Linked DNA regions of Homo sapiens: regions 2, 3, 4, 5 and 6 are each linked to region 1. A link is a contact called in ENCODE Hi-C or POLR2A ChIA-PET data. All regions are on one chromosome and are shown on one strand. Each heading gives the region's core, a stretch centred on a gene start or an enhancer-like site at or near the end of the contact. The rest is flanking DNA. Distances are from core to core; before and after follow the strand shown. Region 1 holds the start of STRN (striatin). Region 2 holds the start of WDR43 (WD repeat domain 43). Region 3 holds the start of PREPL (prolyl endopeptidase like). Region 4 holds the start of PPM1B-DT (PPM1B divergent transcript). Region 5 holds the start of LRPPRC (leucine rich pentatricopeptide repeat containing). Region 6 holds the start of YPEL5 (yippee like 5).

Region 1 (3,112 bases), core at 346-2,845:
TGATAATAAAGAATGAATTCATAAAGCAGAAACATTAATTAAGCGAGAGAAGAGAGTTCTCCATCTTTATTTGCAACCAGAGCAGACACAATGTGTTTCCTGTCCTTTCTGCAAGTAGCCATGGGAAAGGGGGGGAGGGGAGAGAGGACAGGGACAGGATGTCTTTCCCTGACATGTCACTCAGCAGCCTAGATCTTTACATTTTTTCATGGCCATCAAGTCTGATAACCCACAAGTACGTCCTACAAAACGTAAGAATTTCAGATAACTTGTTAGGGTGACAAAATAAGTGCTTAATTTCATTTGCATTTGTTAAATTGTTTTCAGGGGCCTTCCTTTTTGCCACTGTTGTAGTGTGAATTTATAGTGACATATTGTCAGACTTCGGAGAAGGCAAATATTTACAGAGAGTAACTTGAAAGGACTTTGGTGTACCTTTGGTAGGCGGATGCTGTTGCCAGTTGGCAGGTGAATCGTGAAAGAAACTGGGAACAGGACAAGTGAAAACGGAGAGGGGCCAGGATATCTAAGACCGCGCTAGGGAGCAGAAAGGGAACTTGCTTTTTCAAGGTGGTGTAGCTTTTAAATTAAGCCTTTGTGATATTTGATTATACGCCAATCTTTGATGACAGAAACGATGTCATTTATCTTAATATTCCCAGCGCAAGAGAAAACCGATAATCAAAATATTTGTTCAATTAAGTAGAGTAAAAATCAGCGGGAATAAGATAGGAAAAATGAGACCGAAATAACAGAACATCTATTATTGGATGCTAAAACTTTTACAGGATTTACTGCAGGAGGACTGCAAAGGGAAAGAAACTTCAACGGAGCAGTTTTTCAGATGGGCTGTCAACAAACCACAATTTGGAAGCAGCAGCAGAAAGCTGCGGCGTTGTCTTAGAAAGGTGATCGGCGTTCCTTAGAAATGAAAACTGGTCAGGTAACAGGTTTGAGCCCCTCGAGTCAAAAGAGAAAGGCAAGAGCGACAGCGACCCGCAGATTGGCAGAATGGAGGAGCGTCTAGGGTGAGAGAAACTCCGAACACGAAGCCGAAGCGAGAGCACGCAGGGCAGCTGGCGGGAGAACCCCGGTCCCGCGGCCGCACCGGGTAGCTCGCTTTGAGCCTGTTCCTTCACAGAACGGCCAGGAAGCCTTAAAAGATGTGCAGCTCGGGCAGGTATCTTGGCGTGACAACTTCCGTGTGTGTGTGTGTGTGTGTGTGTGTGTGTTTTTGAATGCAACAGGGTGCGCCGCCCGCGAACTTCCGCGTGCGAGGAAGACTGGAGACCCGCCCGCCCGCGCCCAGCCGGCCCCAGAGGAAACCCGCTCTCCCCGCCCAGCCGGCCCCCTACGCGGCGAGCCGGGGCGGGGCGGGCCCGAGGCCACGCCCAAGCTGAGGCACAGCCCTACAGGCCGCCCGGGCCGCGCTAGCCCGCGCCCCGCCCCGCGACTACATTTCCCGGCAAGCCCCGGGCCGCCAGCGCGCCGCAGTTGACCCATTTCCCGGCCCGTCACGGGCTCGGCCGGCCCCCGCGCCCAGGAGGCTGCTCCCTGCTGACTGGGGTGTGGGCGGGAGCGGCGGAGGGAGGAGGAGGCGCTGCTTGCCGCCGCTGTTGCCTCCGCTGCTGGGCGCCGGGGCAGCTCCCCGGGTATCTGCGGCCGCCATGGACGAGCAGGCGGGTCCCGGCGTCTTCTTCAGCAACAACCACCCGGGCGCCGGCGGTGCCAAGGGGCTCGGGCCTCTGGCGGAGGCTGCCGCGGCCGGCGACGGGGCGGCTGCGGCGGGGGCGGCCCGAGCCCAGTACAGTCTCCCGGGGATCCTGCACTTCCTGCAGCACGAGTGGGCCCGCTTCGAGGTGGAGAGAGCCCAGTGGGAGGTGGAGCGGGCGGAGCTGCAGGTAAAGACCCTCCCGGCCTGGCCGTCTTCATCCCGCCTCTTTGCTCCCTTCCGCCCCGCCCCGGACCCTTCTCCCCCTCCCCCAGCCTTCTCGCGTCCCCTCCCCCTTTGCTGCCGCCCATCCCACCCGGAGCCCCGTCCCCTTCTTCTCTTCGCCTTTTGCCTTTCGCTGACCCCACCTCGACCCTGTTCTCACTCCCGCTCCTGGTGCGTTGTTTACCCTCCCCACGCCTGTTCGTCCGCCCCATCCCACTCTTAACTCCCAGACTCATTTCAACTCTCTGGCCATCCTGCATCTCAGGGCTGCCCTCTCGGTTTACTAATTGGGCTGGCAGTAGTTTTGAGAGACGCGGAGCAAATCGTCCGCTGCCCTGGTGTGCCCCTTCCTAGGTCTAGAGACAGTCTCCGCAGAACGTGCCGGCTTTGGCCCCTCTCTTCAAGGAAGGTGATCAAGAAGACAACAGAAGTTGTGTCAGGCCTTGAGTCGAGGCGAGAAGTTGACGTTGGGCAAAAGTGTTATTCATATATCAGATCCCTTTTTTTATATATGTAAATGTCTGTTCTCCACTTTCTTCCGACCCCCCGGCCCCCTCCCACGTTTCTTTTAGGTATTTCCAATTAATGCATTTTGAATGAAGGACCTAGATGATCGCAGTCAGAGAGAATGGTTAAGAGGTGGTTCCTGTTCTCAGAATCTGAAACTTCCCAAGGGTTAATTTTATGTTCAGTGTTTTGGGAGATTTTCTTGTGCTTTAAAAGGAACTAAAGGGACTTTGAAGTTAGTTACATTGCCTTGCATAATCTGCAAGATAAAGTATATCCAGGGAGGAGATAACTGTGGGCTCTGAAAAGAATGAAAGTGAGGCTGATACTTTACAAGCCATTCAGAATTGGTGAATAGGTTTTCAGTGGTTGTTCTTAAAACTTCCAGGGCATACACACCAATTTCAAAAGGAACTTAAAGAACTATGAATAGTTGTGCCTTTCTGTTTTACGGGCTAAGCCTGTATACTTATGAAATTTGAGTATAGTTTTAGTTGGCAAAACACTTGAGTTTAAAATGCTACCCAGTGTGTCACTTTTTTTGGTAACATGTATTTGGCGCTTAAGAAAAAAAAGAAGAGGAGAAATCTGTTAAATAGAATCATGTGCTGGAACAGGCTCTGGTGTAGTGGAAGTGGCTGTGGAAAGAGCGAACACACAAGGCTGTAG
Region 2 (3,112 bases), core at 389-2,888, 8.1 Mb after region 1:
AATTACCACTATGAAGCAGAGGCTAGAATCAAATATAGACAATATAGCCAGCTTGGGTCCACGCACCTACCTAACCACTGCTCCGTATTTCTCTCAGCATTAGTATTACTATCACTTTACAGGACTGTTAAAATACAACCACAGAAAACTTTGAAAATAAAAGATAAGCAGAGCGCTGTAATTTTAACAATAAAAACTGATTTTTTTTTTAGTTTTATGTTTGACTTATAAGCCCTGATAGGTTTATTTTATGAATCAACAGGATAAACTATGAAAATGTAGCTTAAAATTTGAAAAATATCTAAACATGCCCAAAGTATAGCAACTTATATGTATCCCTTTTCCCAACCCAAAAATTTAGCAGGCTTCCCAGGTCGTCAGAGAGAGTAAGATCCTAAATAGCTTTTACAGTTCTCCACATTGAAACAGCTCACATCACACACCTCAGGATACCTGATGTTTCCAAATCACTTTGCAGTGATTCGGTTTGGCTACTCTGTAAACGCAATAACCACGTGCATGCTGAGTTAGAGAGATGTAGCTGAGTGACTCAACAGTGAAAGGCATTTACCTGACACGGGTCCCTAACAATGAAAAGCTCTGCCTAACTCGGCAGTTTTCCATCTAAGGGTAATTTCATCTGCACTCATAAAACATTCACTAAATCAAGCTACTACTTCACTTAACCTCCACATCCTAATACAGACTTCAGATTGGGGTGGGTGGGGAGCAGTGTGATCGGCTTGAAAGCGGGGCGGGAGGGGCGAGCAGATGTTAAAATCAAAAAGCAGTGAGTTCAAAAAGCTGAGAATGTAGAGGTGCCTGGGAAAGGCAAAAGTTAAGAGTTGAGAGTCCCACAACCTGGACGGGGACGAGAACACGTGGTGAGCCGGCACCCAAAGGGGGGGCAGGAGGGGGAAGGTCCGGAAGCAAGTACAGACTAGTCCATACCAACTGCCCAGTGCAAAACTGATGAGCCGGATCACAGACAGAGGAAAGTTAGATAGTCCCAAGATGGGGCTCTGTCAAAAACCAGAACTCTGATGAGCCAAGGCCCGGCAGAAGGAAGCCGCCCCAGGGGGACCAGGGGACTTGGCGAACATGGCTGCCCGTCAACAGTGGGGCCCAGGCCTCATTGGGCCAGCCGGCAGGGCTCGGATACGAGGCCGGCCGGGTCGAGCTGCGCCCTCCCTCACTGCCCTCGCGGCAGGCCGCACGCGGGGCTGGCGGCTTGGGCCCTGAACGCGCCGACGCCGCCTCCAAGCCTTCTGGCCCGGGCCGCTGAGAGCCACGCGCGATGCCGGACCACGCGCCACCCGGCCCGGAGGCCCGAAGCCGAGCCCGGGAAGGCGCCCGCCCCGCGCAGTCCCGCTCGCTTTACCTTGGCCTGCAGCCGCGCTGGCGCCCAGGCCAGACAGGTGCAGGTACCACTGAGGTGCGCGGAAGGCACGTACTCCTGGTGCAGCCGGTTGTTGGCCGTCTCCCATACTCGTAAGTGACCGTCGGTAGAGGCCAAAGCGAAGTAGGCCTGGCTGTGCGGGGAGAAGGCGCAAGGGACCCCAGCAGGGGCCAGGGGGTCGCAGCTACCGCCGCCGCCCGCCGCCATTGCTGCTCTGGCCCCGCTGCAGCCACGTGTTCGTCCGTGCGCAGGCGCACCGGCGCGGGGCGGAGCCTGGAGGAGGAAGTGAGGCGGAGGGAGCGCCGGGGGCTCAGGGAGTGGATCTTCGCGTCGCAGGAGAGCTTCTGGCGGATCCGCCCTGTGGACGGTGGCCCGCTAGGGCCTGTCGCTATCTTGTTCTGGGCGGGAGTGGGAGTATGGGAGAAAGTAATTGTAGAATTAAGATCAAGTCCTGTTCCTTTAAAAAAAAAAAAAAAGGGGGGGGGCCGGGCGCGGTGGCTCACGCCTGTAATCACAGCACTTTGGGAGGCCGAAGTGGGCGGATCCCCTGAGGTCGGAGTTCGAGACCAGCCTGACCAACATGTAGAAACCCCCGTCTCTACTAAAAATAAAAAAATTAGCCGTGGGCTGGGCGCGGTGGCTCACGCCTGTAATCCTAGCACTTTGGGAGGCCGAGGCGGGTGGATCATAAGGTCAGGAGTTCAAGACCAGCCTGGCCAAGATGATGAAACCTCGTCTCTACTAAAAATACAAAAAAATTAGCCGGGCTTGGTGGTTGGCACCTGTATGTAATCCCAGCCACTCGGGAGGCTGAGGCAGAGAATTGGTTGAACCCGGGAGGCGGAGATTGCAGTGAGCCGAGATCGCGCCCCTGCACTCCAGCCTGGGCGACAGAGCGAGACTCGTCTCAAAAAAAAAAAAAAAAAAAAAAAAAAAAAAAAAATAGCCAGGCGTGTGGCGCACGCCTGTAATCCCAGCTACTCGAGAGGCTGAGGCAGGAGAATCGCTTGAACTCGGGAGATGGAGGTTGCTGTGAGCCGAGATCGCGCCATTATACTCCGGGCAACAAGAGTGAAACTCCGTCTTAAAAAAATAAATAATAAATAAATAACAATTTTTTAAAACTTTAAAGAAAATGATAAGGTAGAACGAAAGGTTTGAAGGAAATCTTCAGCCGAGCGCGGTGGCTTACACCTATAATCCCACTTTGGGAGGCCGAGGCGGGCAGATCGCCCGAGGTCAGAGTTCGAGACCAAGCTAGGCAAAATGGCGAAACCTTGTCTCTACTAAAAATACTAAAATTAGCCGGGTGTGGTGGTGTGTGCCTGTAGTCCCAGCTACTCGGGAGACTGAGGCAGGAGACTCCTTGAACCCGGGAGGTGGAGGTTGCAGTGAGCCGAAATCGCCACGCCACTGCACTCCAGTCTAGGTGACAGAGCGAGACTGTCTCAAAAAAAAAGAGAGAGAAAAGAAGTCTTCACTTTCAAATTGATAATGATTGTAACAACTGCTTCCGTTTCCCCCTATTCAATTCCAGGCTGTAATCATTTACAAAATAACAATGTATTCAGTTATAATAATGTAAAAGTAATGATCGGAACAACTATTCCCTCCTGTTTCTCCAGATTTATCTCATGTTGCTACATCAAATAGACATTTTTAGGCACACGCCCATAGTCTGGAGGCTGAGGGAGGAGGATGGCTTGAGCCCAC
Region 3 (3,112 bases), core at 403-2,902, 7.4 Mb before region 1:
TACTTAACTCATAACTCTAAAAGCACTAAAAGACCACTGTATGAAAAGGTGACTCAAGGCAACTGCAAACAAAGTGATCCCCAAAATACTAAAAGCACAATCTCAAGTAAAGTGGCAATAGCTGGGAAACTCTTTTCCAAACACAACTGTCAGAAATGGAAAAATGTCCTCCTGAGTAAAGTTTTCGGCAGAAAACTTCAGGCAGAGGCATAACACTGCTATGCAAAAACAATAACCAGACTTCACTTCAAGAAGTGAGCGAAGAATGTGAGTGATCATAAATCAGAACTTCCGTCAAGCTTGCACGAGTGGAGTTGTAAGTAACAGCAGAAACTTTGAAGTACCAGAAGATACCATCATTCAAAAACGAACACACTTTGACTAGCCCACCTTGGACACGGAGAATCTCGCTGATCACTACAAACTACAAGATAATCATTTAACTTTGAGACCTCAGTGAGAGAGGGTATCAGCTTTTCCTACTCCTTGCACGCTCCGCTGTACGGAAGATGCCGAGGGAACGCATGCCGTGTCTCAGTCCCGGCATAGTCAACCACGCTGGGCAAAAGACGGGGCCAGAGGGTGCAGACGAATATCGGTAACTCGAACCAGGCTGGGAGTTAAGCTAGAAGAAACTGGGGAAGGAGGCAAAACAGAAGCAGGAAAAGAGCAGTGGGGAGCGGCGGGCGCACCAGAGACTGGCGAGAAGGGGAAAAGTCCCCCAGACGCACAAAAATGTCTAGAAGGGGTTCTTCTACTTCGATCTGAGTTTCCCAGGAGCTCAGCCTTGGCTGTCCCGCTCCCCACCCAACCCCACATGATTCCTCCTCTTGGATGGGACGCTTAGGTGAAGCGAGGGGGAGCTTCGCAGGTGGCTCCCGGCAAACTGAGAAGGGTCTCCCAGAGCTGCCAAGAGGAAAGAACTGCGAACAGTCGCTCCCCCGGTACGTGAGAGAGGAGTGACCAGAGGCAAAGGTGAGGCGAGCAGGTTCTCCCTTACCTGCCGCAGGAGCTTCCACCGGGCGGCTCCCAGGGGCGCCGAGACTACGGGCCCCCGAGTGGTGCAGCCAACTGCCGGACTCCCGCCCGCTGCTCGCGCGGTCTCGCCGGTCCCAGCGTCCGCGACTCGCGACTCCATCTCACTGGAGCCTTCCACACCCGGAGGTGCCACCGCCGCAGCTCGTCCCCTGCCAGGACCTGCCAACTTCTTCCCTGTCAGGACCTGTGACGCCCGGCACCCTCCCTCCACCGGACCAGGCATGCGCGCTCTCCCCGAATTCCGCATTTCCGGTACTCGCATCTCCTTGGCAACCAGGGCCGAGCTGTCACGCCATTGCACCATTCTTGCTGGTAGCCATCTTGAGTGAGGGCGGACCAGAGGATGAGAGAGCTGTGGCAGGGCTACTGGAACGCTGTCCCTCATTGTTTTAGCCTTCTGTGCTTCATCTCGAGCTCAGAAGACTAGCGAAGAACGAAAAGTCTTATATATTTCGAGACTAAAGAACCCAGGAACCCAAGAAGACTCCTTGACCACAACAAAGATGGCGAAATCTGCCTGTTGCTCGTGCTAGATTGAGGTTACGTAGATTGGCGTGCTGCAAACCAGCTCTAGGCGGCTCTGGGTAAGTTGTCGTTCTGTGGGCTGCGGAACGCAGACTTCGGCTGGACTTGCCTGCGGTGACACCTGCTCCCCTCTGAGAGCTTCAGGTTCTCCGGCCTGCCTTCACTGGTTTGTGTCCAGAGCCGGACTGATTCTCTCAATTTGCGTATGTATGGGGGGTGTGCTGGTCTCTTTCCTTCTCCCCTTTCTCCCCCCGCCCAGCCACCCACCCCTCAGTCCCCAGGTCCTCGCTTTTTGACTAATGTCCCGGCACTGCGTGCGTGTCACCTGGTCCCTCTCCCTGTTGCATTCAGATCGCCTCATCCCTGGGGTGGAGAGTTGCACGGGGTAAACGAATAGGTTCTCCTGAGAACACCCATTTATCTACCCCACCCCCATCCTAGCCTTGCATACTGTCTTCTTGGGGATGAAAGATGGATGGATAAAGGCTGTGGGAACGTGGTGATGTAGGACCTTTGCAGGTCCTTGTTATTCGGGTCTTTTTTCCCCTTTTTTTACTAGTGTCGGCTAGTAAACTAGTGTTGCTCCCCTACCCCCAATCGCCCATTATTTTGCTGCGACATGGAAAGGGATTAAGGGGGGCGGGGGCGTCGTAGCGCATCTGATCTATGGTAAATTTGACGCAGCATTCTACCTTTGATACCAGGGGGCATTTTGTGGAAGACTTCCATAATGACATTCAGCGGTGTGCAACATACCTAGATTATTCCTGTCGTAAATAATAGCAACTGCCATTTATTGAGTGGTCACTATGTGCCAGGCACTGTATGGTCTTAATGTTAAGCTGTCTCATTTTGTCTTTACAACAACAACCCTAGAAGGTAAATGGTGTCATTTCATTTTTGCAGATGAAGAAACTGAGGCCCGGAGACACAGTTAAGTGTAGGAGCTAAGACCTCAACCCAGGTCTCTCTGACTCTTAACTACTTATTAGCAATCAAGGTTAATAAAAGCTACCTCCTGACAAACCAGAGATGGCCTTACATTTTATTTGTGCATCTTGCAGGGGTTTTTTGTTGTTTTTAATTAAAGCGCTAAATACCTTTTTAACATTAAAAATCCGAAGTTGAGTATGTCCAGTATTTGGAACCGAACCAAATTGGATTTTTTGCTATACAGCTTACTGTACAAGTGACCTGGAACAGTTGCTTAGAACCTCCCACAGCCACAGTTTGGCAACCTGTAAAATGTGCATGGTAATATCTACTTTATTAAGTCCATATAAAATTTAAATTAGACAAACAAGATAAAAGCACCTGGCAGTTAGTTAACACTCAACAATAATTAATCTTCCCTCCCCCACCTTTATTAAATAATTAGGCTTTTCCAGTTTATCTTCCACATATATACCAAAGATACGTTCATAATTATGTAAGACCAAAGGGCTTTTTACCTTTTACAGCCCTGAGTTCCTGAGATACCCCATTAAGTCTGTGTACTTATTTGCAAATTTATATTTTGTTTCTTGTTTTGTTTTTTGTTTTAGTTTAA
Region 4 (3,112 bases), core at 254-2,753, 7.2 Mb before region 1:
ATCAAAACAACTTCCCAGTTATTAACGTCTCTTTTTAAAAAAGTTTTCAAGTTGTTCTTAGAAGAAATTGAATATTGATGAATTTGGGCTGCTATCAAACGCCTAAGAAGCACTTTTTTTGCCGAATAAGATGGGCAAACGTCCCAGATCTGCTAAATCTGATATGAGAGGTCATGCAAGTTTAAAAAATGAAGAAATAACTATTTCCAACACTCACTGAGTCCTTCATTTAAAAAATTATTTTCGGTGTTATTTTCACACTTTACGTTTAATAATACAATTTTTTCAAGGTTGTTAGGCTTAAACTATGAAAAACTGATTTACCACATATGGCTAGTCAGTCTATACTCTTAATGGGGCTCCGGTAGATTTGGGGTACTGACAATAAGTGGCAGTTTCAATTAAGAACTTCACTGTTAGGAATGACATCCGAAAAGGATGGTGCTAGGGAAGACAGGCAAGAGATGCCGGGGTACGAAGAAAAGAGAAACACACAATTTAAAGCCACTAAGGAGGGAAGGCGAGGGTAGAACGCATAGACAGCAGAGAAAGACGATTTAACAAGGAAGTGAAGTGGAGCGCAGAGTAGGGCAGAAGCTGATGAGGAAACGAATGGTAAAAGATAGTGTTTTCAAACAGGGCATGCACCAGGAAGAGAAGCGCCAAGGCTTGGGGTAGCCCCAGTGCTTTCGTGTGAAAGAGATGCTTGCAGACTGAAGCGGAGGGAAGAGAGAATCAGTCAGCTTCCAGGCGTTCCAGCAAACTCCCATTCTCTCCCTGCGCCTCTCCCAGACCTCAGCCCAGCGGAGGCGGCGGCCGGGGAAGGGGCCTATACCCGAGAGCCAGGCCCGGCGTTCCCCTGCCTAGGCTCCGCGGCAGCAGGGAAAGCAGCGAGGATTCGGAAGGACAGAGGCCCCGGCCGCGGCTCGGCAGCACCGCGAAAACCTGCCCAGGGCCCGGGGCCTCGGCGGCGCGGCCGGTCAGCCGCTTCCCCTCCGGCGGGGTGCCGGGCGGCCTTACCTGAGGCAAGGGAGGGAGAAGATGTCTAGGGCGCCTCGCTCGCGCCCGCCGCGGTACTCAGCCCAAGTTTCCAACGGAGGCGCGACCCTGACTCAGCCGCCGCTTCCCCCTCGGGGTCTCGACCGCCGCCTCCGGGGCTGTTTACACCGCCCGGCCCCTCACGCCGCCGCCGCCGCCGATGCCGCCTTCTCTCCACCCTAGCGCCGTTGCCGATTCGGCCGCCGCCACCTCCTCCGCCGCAGCCTCGTCTCTCTGGAGCATCTTCCAACCACCGAACCCTGAGAATCAGAGACTCCAGCCGCGCCGGCAGGAAACTCCCCCGCAACTGCTAGGGGAACGAGGCCGTCAGAGCACCGGCGGCTTTTCCGCCATTGAGCAGAAGCCGCTCGGCTCCTTTTGCAACCCCCTCCCCGCACCCTAGTCCTTCCCCGCCCCTCAGGGTGCCCCGCCTCCAGCTGCCACCCACTGGGATGCCGCGCGCCCTCTCACGGCCCCCGGTTTGCTGGGAGTCTTGTCAATCACCGCTCCCCCTCCCCGTGCTGCTCCCTCGGCACCTCCGTACTTCGTTTACCCCGCCCACCCGGCCCCGCCTCTGGGTTTCTAATTTCCCATTGGGCATCAGTGGCTACTTTCAATAGGCAAGGTCAGCTGTCCATCAAACACCGCCCACTAAGTGAGACCCAACCCTTTATTACCATTTACTTTATTCGGCCCCGCCTCCGCTAGGTCCTACCTCCCGAACGTCAGGGACCAGCCCCCGCTACCAGCCATAAGTAGAGCCCTCCGTCAATCAAATAACGCCCACCTGCGCTCCTCCTAGCAAAGCCCCGGCCCCAGCGATTGTCTTTTCTTATTGGTCCAACTCGTGATCCGAACCCCCAGTCACTGGCTTTCTTGCGGGTCAGTCACTGAGCCAATTTCCAAGTCCGTCACACCGGCTTTTTTCAAATGAACGCGCAAAAGGCGGGGAAGTATCTGGAAAGCGATTGGTTCGTCCTAGAAAACGGTCAAACCCGGAGAGTCTGTACGGATCCTTTCCGTTCTGTGAGGACCGTGCCCCCTTGTATTTGACCTCTAAGCCTCGCGTAAAAGAAGCGCCATAAGGGACCAACGAGCAGTCCAGCTATAGGTGTGGACGCCTGGTCCCACCCGGAATTGCAGGGGCTTGGCTACTGATTGGCTAAGAAAGTCCTCCTAGGCCCTCATTGGAGGATCTAAACGCCTCTCTTCGGCGTGGAGACGGGAAGGGACGACTCAGACGAGGACAAGAAGTGGGCAGGGGAGAGGCGGTTGTTTTGCTTCAGCCGCGGGTGGGGCGCAGGCGAGAGTGGGAAACTGGGAAGGCCGGGCTCTGGGGAGGTGTTGCGGGGAGGGGAAAGGCCCGGATGTTCCCTAACAATGAAATCATCGCCGACCTATCAGAGCCGCCGAGCTGGGATACCTGCCTGACCTGTACCCCGGAGGGAGAAGAGTGGGCGGGAAATTGGGGTGTCGGAAGAACCTGGAAAGCAACGTGAGAAAGTGGGACAGGTGTTCCCTTCAGGAGGATTTTGTGCTATTAGAGATTATTTTTATACCAGCCCTTGACATTTCCGTATTTTGTTTCTCAGTCGGCATTGATATTAAAACTCCCAGCCTAGTCTCTTGACATGGACTTGTTCATTTCGCAGTTATTGAGCGCCTACTGTTTGCCAGGTACTGTATGTAGAACTGGAGATACAAAAATAAATTAGGCAATCGCAGTACAAGATGATAGGTACTACAATTGAAACATGCACAAGGGCTGGTGACGACATAAAGGGTCTTCCTTGTGCATAGGTTTACCAAGAAAGGCTTCACAAAGACACAGGATGAGTCAAGAATGAATGATAGGGGTTTAACAGGCCGATGGGGAAAGTGGACATGACTCCTCCAGCTATCAAATTAGACGATGCTGCCATGTTAATTCTCCAAACGAGAAACAAAAGTGTAATAGAGGTATTCTAATACTTACCTTAGGATATATATATATATATATATTTTTTTTTTAATCCGAATGTCCTAAAAGAACTTAAACCTATTTCCTACTTTGGTGTAAAATGGTTTGGGCAGA
Region 5 (3,112 bases), core at 195-2,694, 7.0 Mb before region 1:
TCAAAGGAGAGGTGAGCTAGGTCATCTCAAAATAGACATTAATTTAACACATATTTAATGAGACCTACTGTGTGTCTGGCACTGGGTAGGTGTATGGCCTACAATAAGAGATCACAGTCCCTACTGATAAGGAGTTCGTGGGATTAACTGATAAGGAGTCCAGTGGGATAAACAGTCACTTCGGAAATGACCGTGGGAGGGCTTCCAGAGGAAATACCCGCCGCGTTTGCCTCGTGATAGGTAGGGGACAGGCAGGTGTAGAGGGAGTGGAAGGCTGTTCTCAGCTTCCCACGTGTGCACAGGGAACCGATCCAGTCTGTAAGCCCTGTGAAGGCAGCGACGTGGTTTTTTTGTTTTGTTTTAGACAGAGTCTCGCTGTGTCACCCAGGCTGGAGTGCAATGGCGCCATCTTGGCTCACTGCAACCTCCACCTCTCGGGTTCAAGCAATTCTCCTGCCTCAGCCTCCCGAGTAGCTGAGATTACAGGCGCCCGCCACCACGCCCGGCTAATTTTTTGTATTTTTAGTACAGATGGGGTTTCACCATGTTGGCCAGGCTGGTCTCCAACTCCTGACCTCAGGTGATCCACCCGCCTCGGCCTTCCAAAGTGATGGGATTACAGGCGTGAGCCACTTCGCCAGCGATGGGTTTAACTTGCCAGTTTTCTCCCCATATTTGGCTGGAGACTCTTAATTACATTGTTCTTTTACTTCTCACATGTATATGTGCATTTACTGAAGGGAGAGGCGCGGTAGGGGTGGAGGGTTGGGGAAGAGAGTCAGTTCAATTCCAGCTTTAAAACTATAGGATTTTTGGTAGAATTCATTTATTTTCTAAAGCGAGGCCCCGCGTACGCGCTTAGGGTGGGGACCTGCGCGTTCCTTTACACTGTTCCCAGGCCCTGATAATCCACATCCTATCATGTTGAACCTGGGAGGCAAACGGCAAGGTGCAAAAGACCTCCACGGTTTCTCCGGCCCGCGTTTCTGAGAGTGAAGGGCCGTTCCTATTGGACATGGCGTCAGGGCTGAACGTTAGCAGCAACATCTGCACTCGGGGGCGGGGGAAACCTTCCCACGTCCTGGGATCTTCATAGTCGGCTCTCCTCGAGAGTTCTCGGTATTTTTACTAGTTGGCCTCCCACAAGCCTCTGCGCCAACCTGGGAGGAGTTGACCTCTTGCGGCTCTACCAACAGAGGAGTGCAGGGGTGCAGCGAATGAACACGATGCCCAGATCGGAGACGGAAGACGGAAAAGAAAAGCTTCGATAATGAATCAAGCAACATCGTTTATGTAAATATTACATTGGGTCTTCTGTCCTCGGAGAAGTGCGGTTTTCCATCTTCCAACCTAAAACAATCCGTCGCTCCCCCCACATTTGGCACGCCCGGCAGTTGGTCTCTGCCGCGCCAGGCTACCCTGCGGTCACATGCTCCTCCTGTCCTTCTGGCGGAGCGTGCTTCCCGCTGCGGGGACGTTCGAGCAATGGCAGCCCTGCTGAGATCCGCGCGTTGGTTGCTGCGTGCCGGGGCGGCCCCGCGCCTCCCGCTCTCCCTGCGCCTCCTCCCTGGCGGCCCGGGCCGGCTGCATGCCGCCTCCTATCTGCCCGCCGCTCGCGCCGGGCCCGTGGCCGGGTGAGTGCCCAGGCCCTTTCTCCAGGCAAGCTGCGGCGCCAGGGTCCCCCGGGGTCGTGGGTGCCGGCAGGGACCGGGTCCTGCCTGTGCTCGCCACCCTTCTCCCCGCCCCAGGACCTAGCCTCCCCGGGCTCCGCACCACGCTCCCTACCAGGGGTTTTCGGGTGACAGGGTTAAGCGCCTTCAGAAGGTCACGGCTGTGGGCATGGCCTGCCTCCGGCTTGAATCCTGCCCCCGCCACTTCAGCCTGGACCTTACTGCCCTCGGGGTACCCATGGTCAACGAAGATGAGGGGGGCTTTGAAGACTGCTTTGGGAAGTCGGGTGGTGGTCTTTTCCTTACACTTGGCCAGCTTGGGTGGTGTCCCACGTGCGGTCACCGTTGGTGATCAGTAACCACCTAGCATTTAGATATTGGAAATTTAGCTTTTTGCGAGGGATGGGGCGGCGAGGAGTGGGTTGGGAGTTTGGGTGAGCCACGGATGACTTAAAGCTGGACGCTGGATTATGATCACTTTGGGCTTTTGCCTGCGTTCTCTTGAATGGAGTTTTCCTTCAGCATTTAAGAAGGTGTTGCGCGAGTTGGGCTGGAGTGCAGTGGCGCGATCTCAGCTCACTGCAACTTCCGCTTCCCGGGTTCAAGCGATTCTCCTGCCTCAGCCTCCCGAGTAGCTGGGATTACAGGTGTGCGCCACCATGCCAGGCTAACTTTTGTACTTTTAGTAGAGACTGGGTTTCACCATGTTGGCCACGCTAGTCTCGAACTCCTGACTTCAAGCGATCCTCCTGCCTCGGCCTCCCAAAGTGCTGGGATTACAGGTGTGAGCCACCGCTCCCGTCCTGTAAGTGTCTTTGAATGAATGAGCACATGCAAGGCACTCTGTTGGAATCTGGGGATGCAAAGGCAAGTTAAACTCTAAGTGGGTGTCAGATAGGCGAATAAATGCTCTCATGGTTTGAGGTTTATCAGAGATAGGTTTGGTATAGACTTTTGTAGTGGAGGGGAAAAGAAAAGTTGGTGAAAGTGTTCATTTGGTTATTAATAGTATTCTGACCACCAGAGAAGGGGAGATAGGTGCTGAGCTTTTAGCATTGGAGAAAAAATGATTTTGAAAGACTGATGCTTGTAAATTAAGGTACTTTGAGAGCTCGCGTAAGGACTGAGAGCCAGGGATCTGCAGTAGGCTGGGCCCAGACTGCAGCCTACTCCAGATTTATCTGCATTTTATCCTCAAATTATCTGCATTATGCCATTAGAGAAGTTACTTAACATCTCCAGGCCTCAGCTTCCTTAGCTATAAGGTGGGAGTAGTAGTAGTGTTAGGAATATTGCAGAATTATCTGTATTAAGCACTTAGTATAGGGCCTGATGCCTAGTAAGTGCTTTGTTGGTTACTACAGGAGTCATAATATCTACGGTTATGCGGACCTTCATGGACCAGCCTGAACACCTAATCTCGCCATAAAATTACGTGGAGG
Region 6 (3,112 bases), core at 219-2,718, 6.8 Mb after region 1:
TGAATATGTACCCTGGGAACACCACAGGCCTTTTGGTTCCTCTTTGGTGGAATGCAGCTGCGACGCTCTATATGTGGCTATGCAAAGTTAGCTAATATCCTACTCCTCCCAGTTTCTTCACCACCAAGTCTACTAATTTTCCAAAAACACAAGGTTAGCCCGAAGTTACTTCAGGTTTTCCATCTGTCAAGACGACGTAGAATAAAAATCCTCAGATTACCAACAGATCTCTGTAAACAGAAAAAGTTTAAAAATAAATGAGCTGTACAGCTTCCCAGACTCTCCCTTGAAAGGGAGATTAGTTGGTATCAGGATTAAACAGATCTTTGTAGTATTTCAATTTCCCACTCCCGCTGATCCGGACACTCATTTGTCCCATCTACCTGCAGAGAAGGTACAGGAAAGGGGTTGCAAGGGCACGCCCACCCTCCCGACTGCAAGCGGAGGGAAGGCCGCAGCCCGAAGCTGGCGGAGCTGGGCCGGCCCGGGCGACCCCCGGGTGGGCTCACCCGGCAGCCGCAGTGGGGCCCGCGAGCGCCCCCGCCGGCCCAGCTGATGGAGGCCACGTGACGCCAGCCGGCCAATCGGGAGGGACCGGGGCGGCAGAGCGCGGCGGCGGCGGTGGCGGCGGGGCCTCCCTCGGCACAACAAACACGAGCAGGAAACAGCTGAGCGGGTGGCCGGGGGGCTCTCTTGGTCCCGACACCCGGCGGGCTGCCCAACCGTCACCCTGCGCTGTCAGTCCCGGGTCCTCTGGGCAGGAGGGCGGGGGAGGCGGACGTTCATGGGGGGGAGGGGGCAAAGGGAGACACCGCCCCAGCCCGGTGGCTGGGCCGCTTGGGCCGGGCGTGGGCCCTGCTCAGGACGGTTCACGCCGTGCGGTCATCGCGGCCCAAACAACTCGGTCAAGTTCCGACTTGGATTCGGGGCGGAGACCGGGCGCGCCCCCGACTATGCGACGGGTGGGGGCGGGGCAGCCGCGGCGCGGCGCGGCGGGTTGGGGGTCGCGGCCAGACCGTCCGCCCAGGGGGCGCCGTGGGCCTCGGCGGCGGGCCTCGGAGGACGCGACGGGGAAACGGGGCGGAGGCGCGGGCGCCGCGCGGAGGGGTTGCGGCTGTTGTCGCACCGGTCGCCCGGCTGCGCGGCGGGGGCGGGCCGACGGCGGCCGCCGCGCCAGGCCTCACAAAGAGCAAACAGCCCCGCGCGTCCGCCCGCGGTCCCAGCGCCGGGGCCCACCCTGAAGGATCTGGGGCGGCCGCTCTGGGACCCCGGGAAGAGCGCGGCGAGGAAGAGGCACTTCCTGCCTGGGCCCCCCACCCTGGGCCGATTCCCGAGTGCCTCGAAGCCGCCCGACCCGAACGGGCGCCTCAGTCCCCACCGGCCCCGAGTCCAGCCCCTCCCGCGGGACTCACCCTGAGCGGCGGTGAGATCCGCGGCTGCCAGCGGCTTGTCGCTCTTCAGCTGGTATGAAGCCCCTCGGCCACCCGAGTCTCCAGGTTTAGTCAGGCCCTGGCCTTGGCCCCGCCTCTCCCTGGTTGGGCCTCAACGTCAGTCACCCGGCGTGGCTCCGCCCCCCCGCAGTCAGCTCTCCCGGTTGGCCCAGAACGCCCTTTATTTCTAGGCCCCGCCCCTGTCCTCGGCCTCCTGCCTTTTTCGCGGGGCCCCGCCCCTTCTCTGGCTCACCCTCCCCCACTCCCGCACCCCTCCGCTTCGCGGCCCACCCCTCTCAGAAGCCGCAGACCCAGGGCAGGCTTGCGACAGCTCGCCCCGCCCCTGACCCAGCACCTCGGACTCGTACAGCCAATCAAAGAGGCTAACTCTGCCCCTTCTCTCGAGGCGGCCAATGTAGTCAGTCTGGGGACCCACCTCCCCCTTTCAGCTGAGCGCACACAACACAGCATCCACGTGAGTCAGCTTCTTAAAGGCGAAGGCTTGGCCTGTCTAATTGCGGCAGCTGCGAGACATCGCACGTCATTAGCGTCACCAGGTAGCGGCTGGAGCCGAGCTTCCTGATACCTAGTGAGCCGCGGTGATGACAAATGAAAACAATAAGCTGTTTCCTAGACAAACAGCTGCCTAGGTAACTAAAGTGCACCGTGTAATTCGTTTCTTGGAGGCCGTTTCCCCGACCACCCCTGGTAGAGGGCTGCCTTTTGCTTTCAAACCCCTAGCCCTCGAGTCTAAGCGCATAGGCACTCCTAAGAAACATCTGTGGATACAGGATTTTTCAACTGCGCTTGACTTTATTTACAACTCATTTGAATGTTTTTTCTGGGTAGTGGAAATGATTCTCAAAAAGATGAAGAAATTCAGTCTTCTATATGGCGAATTTCTGCCTCAGAGAGTGAGATTTGTTCATTGCAAAGAGCAGCTGTTCCCTTAACCCTTATCAATGCTTAAGATGGAAGATGTTGCTTCTCATTCCATTAGAGTTGCCCAGGTACTTACATCTCTGTTAGCTGACTTTCGGGATAAAACCAAAATATTTGATGACGCATACCTCTCAGATTAAAAATGTAGGTTAGCATTTGGGGCTAGTTTGCAACATGTTTAAAGTCATTATTGGTGGAAGAGAAGCTGCTAAGCAAATTCTAGCACTTGACTCCCGCTCATCCCCAAATCCACAAGTATTTTCATTTAGTTCGTCTGAAGTTTACCTGAGCATCAAAGGCAAAAGGACTAGTTATCTTTTAATAAGTGAGTTTTCCAGGAGATAAGTTTTTTTGTTTGTTTGTTTCAGACGGAGTCTTGCTCTGTCGCCCAGGCTCGAGTGCAGTGGCATGATCTTGGCTCACTGCAACCTCCGCCTCCCGGGTTCAAGCAATTCTCCTGCCTCTGCCTCCTGAGTAGCTGGAATTACAGGCGCACACCACCACGCCCGGCTAATTTTTGTATTTTTAGTAGAGACGGGGTTTCACCATATTGGCCAGGTTGGTCTCGAACTCCTGACCTCGTGATCCGCCCGCCTCGGCCTCCTGAAGTGCTGGGATTACAGGCATGAGCCACTGTGCCTGGCCAGAAGTTTTAAACATACAGTATTTTAGTTTATTTTCCTTTCTATTTCTTTATTTTCAATTAACAATATTTAATATAAAAGTTACACGTTTATTGT

Evidence for each region. Hi-C counts contacts between places; a loop is a spot of excess contacts on that map. ChIA-PET counts read pairs that join two places held with the same protein, here RNA polymerase II (POLR2A). Pooled maps may share reads with other maps.
Region 2: a map of CD8-positive, alpha-beta T cell shows a loop between it and region 1 (23-fold over the local background). The contact joins the promoter of WDR43 here to the promoter of STRN in region 1. A Hi-C loop is called at or near these places in 1 of 168 maps with a recorded cell type or tissue (CD8-positive, alpha-beta T cell) and 6 of 50 pooled maps. POLR2A ChIA-PET finds 5 or more read pairs at or near these places in 2 of 52 experiments (CD4-positive, alpha-beta T cell and activated B cell).
Region 3: a loop to region 1 is called in a map of CD8-positive, alpha-beta T cell, with 10 times the contacts of the local background. The contact joins the promoter of PREPL here to the promoter of STRN in region 1. A Hi-C loop is called at or near these places in 2 of 168 maps with a recorded cell type or tissue (CD4-positive, alpha-beta memory T cell and CD8-positive, alpha-beta T cell) and 6 of 50 pooled maps.
Region 4: a map of B cell shows a loop between it and region 1 (23-fold over the local background). The contact joins the promoter of PPM1B-DT here to the promoter of STRN in region 1. A Hi-C loop is called at or near these places in 2 of 168 maps with a recorded cell type or tissue (B cell and CD4-positive, alpha-beta memory T cell) and 7 of 50 pooled maps.
Region 5: a loop to region 1 is called in a pooled map, with 21 times the contacts of the local background. The contact joins the promoter of LRPPRC here to the promoter of STRN in region 1. A Hi-C loop is called at or near these places in 5 of 50 pooled maps.
Region 6: a map of B cell shows a loop between it and region 1 (18-fold over the local background). The contact joins the promoter of YPEL5 here to the promoter of STRN in region 1. A Hi-C loop is called at or near these places in 2 of 168 maps with a recorded cell type or tissue (B cell and naive thymus-derived CD4-positive, alpha-beta T cell), 1 of 37 single-sample maps with no recorded cell type and 11 of 50 pooled maps.

What each region holds. Positions count from the first base shown.
Region 1 is chr2:36,965,019-36,968,130 of GRCh38, reverse strand. It overlaps STRN (striatin), which reads left to right and starts at 1,595. Exons shown (of 18, transcript NM_003162.4): 1 at 1,595-1,901. The coding sequence starts at 1,668. RefSeq lists a silencer at 1,105-1,914.
Region 2 is chr2:28,893,193-28,896,304 of GRCh38, reverse strand. It overlaps WDR43 (WD repeat domain 43), which reads right to left and starts at 1,638. Exons shown (of 18, transcript NM_015131.3): 1 at 1,382-1,638. The coding sequence starts at 1,606. RefSeq lists enhancers at 249-870, 945-1,044, 871-1,494 and silencers at 1,145-1,264, 1,285-1,334, 1,375-1,434, 1,575-1,654.
Region 3 is chr2:44,360,034-44,363,145 of GRCh38, reverse strand. It overlaps PREPL (prolyl endopeptidase like), which reads left to right and starts at 1,652. Exons shown (of 14, transcript NM_001171613.2): 1 at 1,652-1,766. It overlaps CAMKMT (calmodulin-lysine N-methyltransferase), which reads right to left and starts at 1,199. Exons shown (of 11, transcript NM_024766.5): 1 at 1,001-1,199. The coding sequence starts at 1,138. RefSeq lists enhancers at 492-1,385, 1,104-1,573, 810-2,009, 1,386-2,280.
Region 4 is chr2:44,167,183-44,170,294 of GRCh38, reverse strand. PPM1B-DT (PPM1B divergent transcript) reads left to right here and starts at 1,503. Exons shown (of 2, transcript XR_940034.3): 1 at 1,503-2,997. PPM1B (protein phosphatase, Mg2+/Mn2+ dependent 1B) reads right to left here and starts at 1,420. Exons shown (of 6, transcript NM_002706.6): 1 at 1,021-1,420. RefSeq lists silencers at 860-1,069, 1,390-1,719.
Region 5 is chr2:43,994,321-43,997,432 of GRCh38, reverse strand. It overlaps LRPPRC (leucine rich pentatricopeptide repeat containing), which reads left to right and starts at 1,444. Exons shown (of 38, transcript NM_133259.4): 1 at 1,444-1,634. The coding sequence starts at 1,486. RefSeq lists enhancers at 1,167-1,446, 1,242-1,893 and a silencer at 1,547-1,866.
Region 6 is chr2:30,145,363-30,148,474 of GRCh38, reverse strand. It overlaps YPEL5 (yippee like 5), which reads right to left and starts at 1,468. Exons shown (of 3, transcript NM_016061.3): 1 at 1,413-1,468. RefSeq lists silencers at 355-794, 1,085-1,254, 1,285-1,864.